Linked DNA regions of Homo sapiens: regions 1 and 2 are each linked to region 3. The links are chromatin contacts, found by Hi-C or POLR2A ChIA-PET in ENCODE. All regions are on one chromosome and are shown on one strand. Each heading gives the region's core, a stretch centred on a gene start or an enhancer-like site at or near the end of the contact. The rest is flanking DNA. Distances are from core to core; before and after follow the strand shown.

What was found. Hi-C counts contacts between places; a loop is a spot of excess contacts on that map. ChIA-PET counts read pairs that join two places held with the same protein, here RNA polymerase II (POLR2A). Pooled maps may share reads with other maps.
Region 1: a map with no recorded cell type shows a loop between it and region 3 (6-fold over the local background). The contact joins the promoter of RASGRP3 here to the enhancer-like site in region 3. A Hi-C loop is called at or near these places in 3 of 37 single-sample maps with no recorded cell type and 1 of 50 pooled maps. POLR2A ChIA-PET finds 5 or more read pairs at or near these places in 1 of 52 experiments (activated CD8-positive, alpha-beta memory T cell).
Region 2: a map with no recorded cell type shows a loop between it and region 3 (10-fold over the local background). The contact joins two enhancer-like sites. A Hi-C loop is called at or near these places in 2 of 37 single-sample maps with no recorded cell type and 2 of 50 pooled maps.

What each region holds. Positions count from the first base shown.
Region 1 is chr2:33,475,399-33,478,947 of GRCh38, forward strand. It overlaps RASGRP3 (RAS guanyl releasing protein 3), which reads left to right and starts at 1,251. Exons shown (of 18, transcript NM_001139488.2): 1 at 1,251-1,309. RefSeq lists an enhancer at 587-906.
Region 2 is chr2:33,208,488-33,212,391 of GRCh38, forward strand. The region is part of intron 7 of LTBP1 (latent transforming growth factor beta binding protein 1); the gene reads left to right. Among named protein-coding and RNA genes, the nearest start is that of MIR4430, 210 kb to the right of the region's middle. Within about 2 kb of position 2,309, at least 7 of the 41 ENCODE cell types and tissues checked have a DNase peak (open chromatin) inside an H3K27ac peak, as active enhancers do.
Region 3 is chr2:39,491,331-39,495,025 of GRCh38, forward strand. All of the region lies in intron 3 of MAP4K3-DT (MAP4K3 divergent transcript), which reads left to right. Among named protein-coding and RNA genes, the nearest start is that of MAP4K3-DT, 56 kb to the left of the region's middle. Within about 2 kb of position 1,466, at least 6 of the 41 ENCODE cell types and tissues checked have a DNase peak (open chromatin) inside an H3K27ac peak, as active enhancers do.

The DNA of each region.
Region 1 (3,549 bases), core at 1-2,500, 6.0 Mb before region 3:
AGACAAAGCCTAAATATAAAAGATTACTCACACAGGCTCTTACACTGAGTAAGATATTATGTGTTAAAAATCAGGGTTAATAGTTTAACAGGCACATTATGGTTCAGAAATCCCCTGGGGGACTTCAACCATCTTTTCTGGATGTTCACTTTGCCAAATAGGCTGCCTCTATGTCATATCTCTACCTGAAGGGCAGGCTCAGACACTGATTCGGGGAAGTGTCACCCTTACTATACCAAGAAGTCAGACATCCAAGGTCAGACACTACGTAAAGTCAGATACTTCAAGGGCTTTCCTTGGAAGGGAGGATGAAAAGGGAAGGGTGGGAACATCAGCTCAGGTGAGACATATGAATTCAACAAAACATCAGGGATGGTTTGCCACGTTTGCGAGCAGCACAGAAAACGGCAGTTTGCTCCAAGTTCCCAGCACACCAAAGGGGGCAGTAGTGCGTCTGTAAAGCGCGTTGTCAACTTGGTGATAATTTCTGTTTGCATTCACACTCGCCGGCTGATAATCTCAGCTGCTCGATGCAATTCAACAGATAACAATGCGGAAGTTTGGTCTAAAGCTACCTGAAATCACTTCCAAGAGCTCTTCAGATAAAGCTGCCTTTGATAGTCTTCATTAACCCCTCCCATATTTGCCCCTCAGCGTCCCTTGGCTTAGCAGCCCCGGCCTTTGAAGTCCAACCTAAGCATTCTTAGATGGTGAGTGAGGGTCTGCCTTCCCCAGCACCAGCCACCTAGTCAGGCTTGTGGCTCGTCTAACAAACTGGAGCCTGAGATTCTGAGAAAACGAAACCAAACAGTTGTACTCCGGGGTTAACACAGAGCAACTTCCACCTGCTGTGCGAGTTGGTGATCCTCTCTCTTGCCGTTCGAGAGCCCCAGTGAAACTTGAGTGAGATGAGAGAGCATGGAGCCTGCCAGTCTCCCCCTCTGCGCACACACACACGCAAACACATTTAACTTTCCACTTGCAGTGACCTGCCCTTCAGTGTGACTTATCAGCTGTTTGGCTTTTGTCACTAAAGGAAAACAAATTGTGGAATATCCCGCTCTGCATGCTCATGAGATGGCTGAGCCAACTCAGGGGTTATGAGGTGGTTTGCGAGTGAGGAGAAGAATGATCTTCAGTTTCTGACCTCCTGGCACGGTGGCGGGCGGTATTTATCAGGAGGTACATGTGACTGGTTAAGACTCAGAGCCCCAGCTTGAAGGAAACAGCTGCTCTCGGCGTGCTCCGGCACTTGGCAGCTGGACAGGCAGAGTGCTGATGTGAAAAATACCACGACAAAACCACCCTAGTAAGTAACTGGAGAACTTTCCTCTCTCTCTCTCTCTTTCATTCCCTCTCCGTGTGTGTGTGTGTGTGTGTGTGTGTGTGTGTGTGTGTTGCAAGCCACCAACAACTTTTGATTTTGATTTTGGTTTCCCTCTGGCACGATAGAAGGAGATATTTTATTTGTACCTGTTAACAGCCATTGGTGTTTTCACAGCCCTTTTTTAGAACCTGTTATTTTCGGCAACGTGTCTTGTAACTTTGAGGATGAATGGGGCATATGGCTTCATTCCTGTCTAGGAAACAGAAAGTTTGTTTCCCAGTGTTCAAGATTTTTCTAGTCCATGGTGTTTAGGTTCAAAGTCAAGTTCAGGTTATGAAGTAGAGACTTCATTGAAGTGAGTTGATGACTAGATTTGATTTTAATCTGTTTCTACCACTGAAACCTGAAAACGTAGTTGTTTAAAGTAACTTGTGAATTTATTGTATGGCTGATTTGATTTTTCCTATTCAATTTTTGAGAATATCTCATTTAACTGTGTAGAACTGTCTGCAATATAGAAGACTGACAAAATAATATTTAGATTCACATTAGAAATCATATTTAGATTTCTTGCATGGTTTCCAACTAATTGAAAGCTGTATTTTATAGCGACTTTTTTTCCCCCCAACAAGCTAATTCACCTTCATTACTTTAAAATGTTCAGTTGCCCCTGGTCTTCCTTCACCTTCATTACTTTAAAATGTTCGGTTGCCGCTGGTCTTCCTTATTTTAGTGTTTTCGTGATACTCAGGCTGTTTTTTCCTTGTTTATGACCTGACTGGGAAAGTGCTGCCTGCAGCTGATGATTAACTCTGGGAGGCCTGGCATCCAAATTACGGAGAGAACCGGCTCCTTCTCAGGTTCATTCAGCAGTAATGGTGCTTGCGCTTGGGCGAGCAGCAAAGCAGGCACCATGCTGGAACTGAGCTGTTGTTCGGTGACTTTTGTCCTTCCTTGGTAGTCACCAGACAGAATGCTTCAGAGGAAAGGCAAAAGGGGAAAAGAGAGAGGGCAGAGCTCTAAACTGATGACGTAAAGCTCTGAAAGTGACAGGTCTTTGAATCAGAGGCTGCAGGGAGATAACCAAACAGGTTCCTGTTTCTGGAGATCGCGTGGATCTTGAGGAGGGTGGGCAGAGAGGGGCTGTTTTTATTTGAAGTCTCACCAAATAGTTGTTTTGCTTGTGATAAGCCTAGGACAACCTGGAGTGCGCTTGTTTCCTCGTGTGACAAATGGATTCTCATACAGGCTCAAGCTATACGGTTTTCTTTCGCCCTCTGCCCCCTGCCATGAGGGAACACTGTTCTCTCCCCACCCTTACCATCCTTTGTTGTTTGTGGAGAATGGATTAAAAATGACCCAGGGCACGGCACTTCTGCGATCGAGTTTCCCTCAGCACAGTGGGTCTTGAGTACCGCACCAACCAATGTTCTCTGATGGAAGCAGTTTCGGATGCCCTGTCTAAACAAATGGCTAGTCTGACATTGAGAAGTTCTCCACCTTCTTTTCCTTCAAATGTAGAAGAATCCACAAAATGTAGAGTGGCCAATGAGGAAAAATAGTCCCAACTTCTCTGTTCCTCGGTATGGCATTTGTGTGAGGTCCTTGGGTCAGCCCGCGGCCATGTGGTCTGTGACTTCCCTGTCTGACTGCTGGGGGAGGGGGTTCCTCCTGAGTCATTCTTTAGGGAGTTTGTTCCTGGTATAGTTTCAGATTTTCCACAGGTTGATAGTGGAAGAGAACCCTCTGGTGAAATTGTGTCTCCGGAATCATCGAGCCTCCCATAATAAAATGGAATGTCTAAATGGGAGCAGTTGAATTATCCAACTGCTGTATTTTTGAGAGCCAACAGGCTCCTTTGAAAAACCCATGCCTTTTCAAAATATTAATAGCAAAATAATAAAAAATAATGATTTTACTTGCAGATAGTACATCCATTGACTCAAAGACTTTTTGACCTGGATAGGAATGATAGAATGTGCGATTTAACTCTTTCGTATCAAAGATGAGGAAACTGTAGCAAATTTATCGGAGTTACGGTGCAGAGCCAGAAGAGAGAGCTCAAGGCTTCCATCATAATTTCAACGCTAATAACAATCCCTTACTTTTATTGTGCACTTACTCTGCCAAATGATGCGCTAAACAAGTGTATTTATTTTCATAGTCTCCTCACAATAACTCTATGTGTTACATATTATTATTCCAGTTCTATAGATAGGAAA
Region 2 (3,904 bases), core at 1,059-3,558, 6.3 Mb before region 3:
TGAGGAAAAGGCAGCCCATTATTATGGTTATCCTTGATTAGGTTGGCCTAGGTCAGGGTATGAGGATACCACCAGGCAGGCTGTGGCAGCATGGAATCTAATGTATCAACCTGGCAGGCAGGGGGCACCTGAGGAACACCGACCTTCATAGGATTGCCCTGCCACGTAGCTCCTTGGCTGCCCTCAGCCCTGCCCTGGAGCTTTCATAAAATCATAGAACTTGGGCACTTAAATGAGTATTAGCAAGTAGTCTGTCCTTACAATTTTATGGGTTGATGCAACTAACATCCAGAGAGGTAGATCAGTTTGCAGTTGAGTTTGTGTGGGAGGTGGGGAGTAAAACTGAAGATTTTAGTGTCTAGTCCAGTCTTGCTACTATTTTTTTTTTTTTTTTTTTTGAGATGGAGTCTCGCTCTGTCTCCCAGGCTGGAGTGCAGTGGCGCGATCTCGGCTGACTGCAAGCTCCGCCTCCCAGGTTCAAGCAATTCTCCTGCCTCAGCCTCCCAAGTAGCTGGGATTACAGGCGCCCGCCACCAAGCTTGGCTATTTTTTTGTGTGTGTTTTTAGTAGAGACTGGGTTTCACCATGTTGGCCAGGCTGGTTTCGAACTCCTGACCTCAAGTGACCCGCCTGCCTTGGCCTCCCAAAGTGCTGGGATTACAGGTGTGAGCCACCGCACCTGGCCAGTCTTTCTACTATTGCACCCTGACTCTTAGGCCATTTCTTCTAGGGATGGAGGATTCACAAGAAACCATTGCTATCTAAACCTGAAAGGACAGCTATATTCTCTGGGACCTGACTTAGTTAGAGAGTCGCATGCTGTGTGGTGTTTTGTGATTGGGCCATGGATCCTTGAGGGGAAGGAGCACAGTGAGCTCCATTGCTGTTGCTTCATGGTCTTGGTTCTCTGGCACCAAAACATAGCACCATGACAAGTACGATCGTGATGTCCCCAAAGTGAAATCATCTGCCGCTTGAACGTCAATATTTACAAGTTGAATTATTGGAATTCCATGATACCATGTTGTGCTTCTTAAGCAGAGTTAAAATGAAATCTATACAATGACATGCCCTCCACAGCATTAATTCACTGAGTATTTCTTTACTAGCCAGAGCACTTTTGAGAAAACCTGAATATTTTTAGCAAGGTCTTAAGAATATCTTTTTCTTTTATTTCTATATCTAACTTACGTGTTTATTTTATACATCTCTTATCTGTAGGCTGAATCTGGGATATTGTATATCGAATAACTACTAGATTAATTGCTCTTTTGTTAAATAAGCCCAGGTTTTTAAAGGAGGAGCCTGGGGGAAGAGATCTAATACAAGCCCAGTGGGGCTTGGCCATATGGCTGTCTCACATACAGTCCGTCTCACATGTGTTGTCTCAGTCCACTCAAGAGCTCCATGAAAAACGGATGTCTCTAGTGCCATTTTATAGAAGACAAAATAGGCAGAGAGACGTTGAGAGTTTTGCCTATAGTCATGGAGGTGGTAATTGGTAAAGTGAAGATGTGAATGTTTTTCTATTTTCAAAAGCTGCCCTCTTGCCATTTACCCAGTTGTGGGTCATCCTTACATTGCTTTTCACTGAGTTCAAGGGGAATGTGGTTGTGCAGAAAAGTCTGTTTCCTGTTCATAATGTGCTAATGCTGCAAGGCAAGTAGATATCTGGGAGTTTGCTTTGTGTTCAGAAGTCTTTTTGCTGTGGCTGGACAGCATTTGTTGAGATAAGATATTATTCGTGCTGAACTTAACTCCTTTCTGCTGTTTGTTTGAGAAAAAGTACAGTCAATGGGCCTCCAATCATCTAATTTCAAATTTTTGTCCTCTTGTTATTCCTGATTATGTTTATCTCCAGTATAGTTTCTTCCTTTTCCTCCCTGTGAATGATATACTTTGTCCTGGTAATTCTTTTTTACATTTCAGGGGAAGTACTAGATATAGAACACTTTACCTTTATAAAAACATTATCTCTTTCTCCTTTTCCTCCTCTTCATCCTCATCAGTCTTTCTGTACTTACCATTGTTTCAAAGATGCTAATTATTTAATTGGAAGCAATATAAACTTTTTTGCTTTGAGAAAAGGAACTATGATGCTTCTTTTCCCCTGTTTCCTGGTTGATTTTTATATCCAACTGTACATCTAATCTCAAATTTGGAAAACCCTCCATGGTTTAGCTCCACATCTTCTCTGACTCTGCACACCCACTCTTTGTTCCTTCGTATTGACCTGCCTTCCCCTGTCTTTACCCTCCTCCGTTGCCACTGGCTTTTCTCCCAGCTGGTGGTTGGTGTTATGCTTAGCTAGAGCTGTTCCATCTCTTTGGAATCTCTCTCCCCAGTAGAGCCATTGAGTCACTTCCTTGTTTCAGTTCTTGCCTAAACACAGTCCTACTTACTCTTGCAAGAGTTACAATGAATCAGACTTCTGTTTTATTTCATGTTTTCCCTCAGTGCAGTCTCTACAAGTATTTTTTGAAACCTGTATCACTTTAACGTTTTGGGTTCTCTCCTTTGGCTCTAAAAGATGTTCTCTACTGAAACTTAAAATATTTTATACTTTATTATATAATAGTCCTTCATAGCATAATAAAATGAGTTATATACATGTAATGAAGACAATTAATAAGAGTATTTCAGTTTATCATTTTTTAGTGTTTTAAATAGTAAGATTAAGTAGTAGGTTCCTGACATGTGGCTATCTTTATGGAGTGGCCCTTTTAATAGTTAAATATCTGAAGACTTTTAATAAATGTGTCCTGAGAGTTTATCAAATGGCTAGTACTTTAATGCTGGTTATAGGTTTTACCCACACCAGGCACCAGTTGAGGAGGATGATTGGGGCCTGGAGTCCAGCCCATGCTCTGCTCATCCAACTCCATGTCCTGATGCAGGTCACATCCTACAGCTGCCCTTTTCTAATCCCCACACAGGGGTTGATGGAGTCCCAGTATCTGGGATTGGACAAGCATCATTTAATCTCACAATCCTTTGGGGTTGGGATTACTGGCTCAGAGAGGTTGGATGATTTGCTGAACTTCTCACTGCTAGTAAGAAGTTTCTGGGATTTCAATCCAAGTCTAATGACTCCAGTCCAGCACTCTTTTCTTACCACCACTGCTGGATCCTCCTTCCCCAGGACTCTGCACAGTGCAGCAAACACTCTTGGAATGAGGGTACGTTGTAGGCACTATAGGTACCAGCGATTTTAATACGTGAAAATTAAATCTTATAAAACCTTATGAAACCATATTCCACCATCTATCACAATCTCTTCAAATCATCATTCAGCCTCTGAAGCAACTCCAGTGGGGAGTTTTTAATTGACAAAAATTGTAATCCTTGGTTACCAGATAAGTTTTGAACTATCTTTCCTCTCACATTGATAGGCAGATGTAAAAGTGTCTATGATCACAGCCCAACTTTGAATATCAGGGAAGTGCTACAGTATTACCTCAAAAATGAGATTAAAGTCTGAAGATATGTGTTCCCAGTCAGGCCAAGATTTAGATACATACATTACCCTGCAATCTGTAATTTTTGATGACTAGCTTCAAAATTAAAGGTTTTTTTCACTATTGCTTATAATAATTTTGTGTTGTAAATGTAGTAACATGGATATTTGTGGAATAATTGTAATGATTCTTGAACAGCCTTACCTTCTGCATCACAGTGTTCATACAGATGTGCACATAGGAAGGGTTGAAAAGTTATTTTCATGCACTCAGTGTTCCAGGAATCATGACCAGTGCACTGCTGAATCAAGGCTGGGAGTAGCTTTGTTTGTTTTTCTTCCTTTTGCCTTATTTGTATAAGTGCTGTAGTTAGAGGCCCAGGCAGCATGAGCAACTCTAGAGATGTGGAAATGAGGGAGGAGGAGATAAGACAAAAGGAGGTGGTT
Region 3 (3,695 bases), core at 216-2,715:
TCCTGCCTCAGCCTCCTGAGTGGCTGGGACTACAGGTGTGCACCACCACGCCTGGCTAATTTTTTGTATTTTTAGTAGAGACAGGGTTTCACCATGTTAGCCAGGATGGCCTCGATCTCCTGACCTCGTGATCTGCCCGCCTCGGCCTCCCAAAGTGCTGGGATTACAGGCATGAGCCACCGTGCCCAGTGAAAAAGCTTTGATCCTTTGTCTTCAATTGCACCTATGAAAAGGAAGTTTCGTATAAAAGCTGATATAAATGGCTAATAAAGCAGAGAAATAGCTTAAAATTTGACTGTAGACATTTGCTATGTATGATTAATATGTATCAGTTTACAGTTAATTTTAGGAAAACTTAAATTTTATAAATTGCCAAGAAATCACCCATGAAAAACTAATTTTCACTTAGCGGTTTAATTTTTTAACATTAGGATTTTTAAGTTTCGCTAGTCTTATCATCTGGGACACTGGAATTTTGTCTTGTTGGAATTGCTGATTAAACAAAATAATTCTTCAAAAGTGCTTAGCACAATGTTAGGTAAATAGTAAGCACTAAGTAAACATTGGCTTTATTATTATTAGGTGGTCCTATACTATGATTCCTCCTATTTATATCACGTGTGTCTTGCTGCATATTTAAGGACGCTCCCATCTATATGTTTGGACTAGTGCAATAGTAAAGCTGCCAGCTCAGGTGAAGAAAACCATTTAAAAATTTAAAGTTAAGCACATGATGGAAAATTCTTGAATATGTGGTGAGTTAGGTATAAAAAATATAGGGGGATTGTATTGTTGAATACAAAAAAGCCATTAGACTATTTTAAGAATGCTCTCTTCTGTCATTAGGGCTTGGTTATGAATAGTATATCACATGCATGAAAGGAGGTGGTGGCTAGTTTCATTTCCCTAAAACATGTTTCAATGGTAAATTAGAGGCAGCTGTGGTTTACTGACGCATAAACCCAGTGAGGTCTATGATAACTAGTATATATTTACAGTTTGACTCATGGTGCCTGTCAGGCTTTAATCATAGGGGAAGAAGTGATAGTACTTAGACTTCACTGTTTAATCTTCCGTTCATTTGTTTTCCAAGTTTGTTTCAGTCTGTGGGCAGGTTCCCTTTTGATTGCAACATGCAGTCCCTATTTCTGCAGTTTATCTTCATTTGCCATTTTGAGAGGGCTATGAAAGTCCTATGATAAGCTCCTTGTTCTCCAAATCCATGCATATAAGTCTCATCGAGTTGGATGCATTCTAAAGACATTTTGAAATCACATCAACACTTTCAGATCAGCAAGTTATTTCTTAATAAATTACTGTCTTAATGTTAGATGCTATTTTAAAAACACGAAAGAGAGCAGTTTCCAAATATGTGTTACTACTTCCAGGGAATTGTAAACTGGAGTGTTTAATTAAAAGAAGGCCCTAAATTTTTATTATGCTGTCACTGGATATTTGAATAACTAGCTGTAAATGAGTTCTAGTTGTACAAAAGTGATTTTCTAAATCCAGTTGTCCCTATTTCAAAATATAGTTCTAGTTCCTGGGTGAAACTGAAAATGAAATGGCCATGTCTTTATAACTAAAACAAATTAGAGGGTTGCAGCAATAAAATGAACCCACAGAGGGGAAAAAAACCCTTTGAATCAGGTTTTTATTTTCTTCTCCTGAACTGATTGGGTAATTTACTCAACTAATTTTGTCTAGTCATTAGGAAGTTAATACTCCATTCTATAATTTCCTTCCACTCAAGTGAGCAATACTGGTGCATATAATTTGGATTAAGAACATTCCTCTACTCTTACAAATATTTGGATATATGCCTTGAATATGCTTCCTCATTTAGGCCACAGAAATTTATTCAAAGACAAATCAATCAAAGATAATAACATTAACTACTATTTATTAAGCATCTCCTTCATGACAAGACTTTTTCCCATATTGAGATATAATTGACAATTGAAAATTGTACATATTTAAAGTGTACAACATGATGATTTGATATGCATATATATCCATGCATATATATCCATATCCATATCCATGCATATATATGGATATATATGCATATATATGCATATCAAATCATGTCGTACACTTTAAATATGTACATATTTCAATTATGCATATATATGCATATATCCATATCAAATCATATATATATAATATGCATATATATCATATACATATCCATCACCTCACATAGTTACCATTTTCTTTTGTTCTCTCTCTCTTTCTTCCTTCCTTTCTTTCCCTTCTTTTTTATTTTTTGGTGGTGAGAACACTTAAGATCCACCCTCTTAGCAAATTTCAAGTATATAATATAGTGTTGCTAATTGTAGTCACATCGTTGTAGAATACATCTCCAGAATTCATTCATTTGGATAACTGAAACTCTGTAACCCTTTTCCAATATCTCCCCATTCCTCTATCCCTCCAGCTCATGGCAACCAACATTCCACTCTCTGCTGTTCTAAGTTTGACTACTTTAGTTTTTACATATAAGTGAAATCAACACAGTATTTGTTTTTCTGTGTCTCGCTTAGTTTACTTAGCTTAATGTTCTTCAGGTTCATTCATGTTGTAAATGACAGGATTTCCTTTTGTTTTGAAGGCTGCATAATATTCTGTTGTATATGTATACCATATTTTCTTCATCCATTCATCTGTTGATGGACATTTAGGTTGTTTTCATATCTTGGCTATCATGAATAATGCTGCAATGAACGTAAGAGTAGAGATATCTCTTAGAAATCCTGATTTTCCTTTTTTTTTTCAGACAGTCTTGTCACCCAGGCTGAAGTGCAGTGGCATGATCTCGGCTCACTGCAACCTCCGCTTCTTGGGTTCAAGTGATTCTCCTGCCTCAACCTCTGGAGTAACTGGGATTATAGGCATATGTCACCATGCCCGGCTAATTTTCTTATTTTTAATAGAGATGGGGTTTCATCATGTTGGCCAGGCTGGTCTGGAACTCCTGACCTCAGGTGATCTGCCCGCCTCGGCCTCCCACAGTGCTGGGATTACAGGTGTGAGCCACCGTGCCTGGCCTATTTGATCATCTTTTACAGCTTAGGGAATTAAGGTTTAGATGTGGCACAGGACAGAAACATACTTTGAAGATAGGTCTGTTTGACTTCAAAACCTGTGCTCTTTGCCAGGTGCAGTGGCTCACGCCTGTAATCACAGCACTTTGCAAGGCCAAGGCAGGAGGATCACTTGAGGTCAGGAGTTTGAGACCAGCCTGGCCAATATGGCAAAACCCTGTTTCTATTAAAAATGCAAATATTAGCCAGTCATGGTGGTGTGCTCCTGTAATCCCAGCTACTTGGGAGGCTGAGGCACGAGAATCACCTGAATCCCGGAGGTGGAGGTTGCAGTGAGCTGAGATCGTGCCACTGCACTCCAGCCTGGGTGACAGAGTGATAGTCTATCTCAAAAAAAAAAAAAAAAACAAAAAACAAAAAACCCCCACAAAACCCACAAAACCAAACCAAAAAACCTGTGCTCCTTACTGTGCTCTCCTGCCTCTCAGTGCGAGATAAACAGAGTGGGCAAAATAGCCTATGATGTCATCATCCGCAAGGCCTGTTGCTACTGTGTGATGCCTGCTCCCTAGATGACCTCCTGGGGGGGTGAAGCGAGAGGAAATCTGGCACCAAGCTGGTTGAGGGGCAGAGCGAGAATGTCTGGGC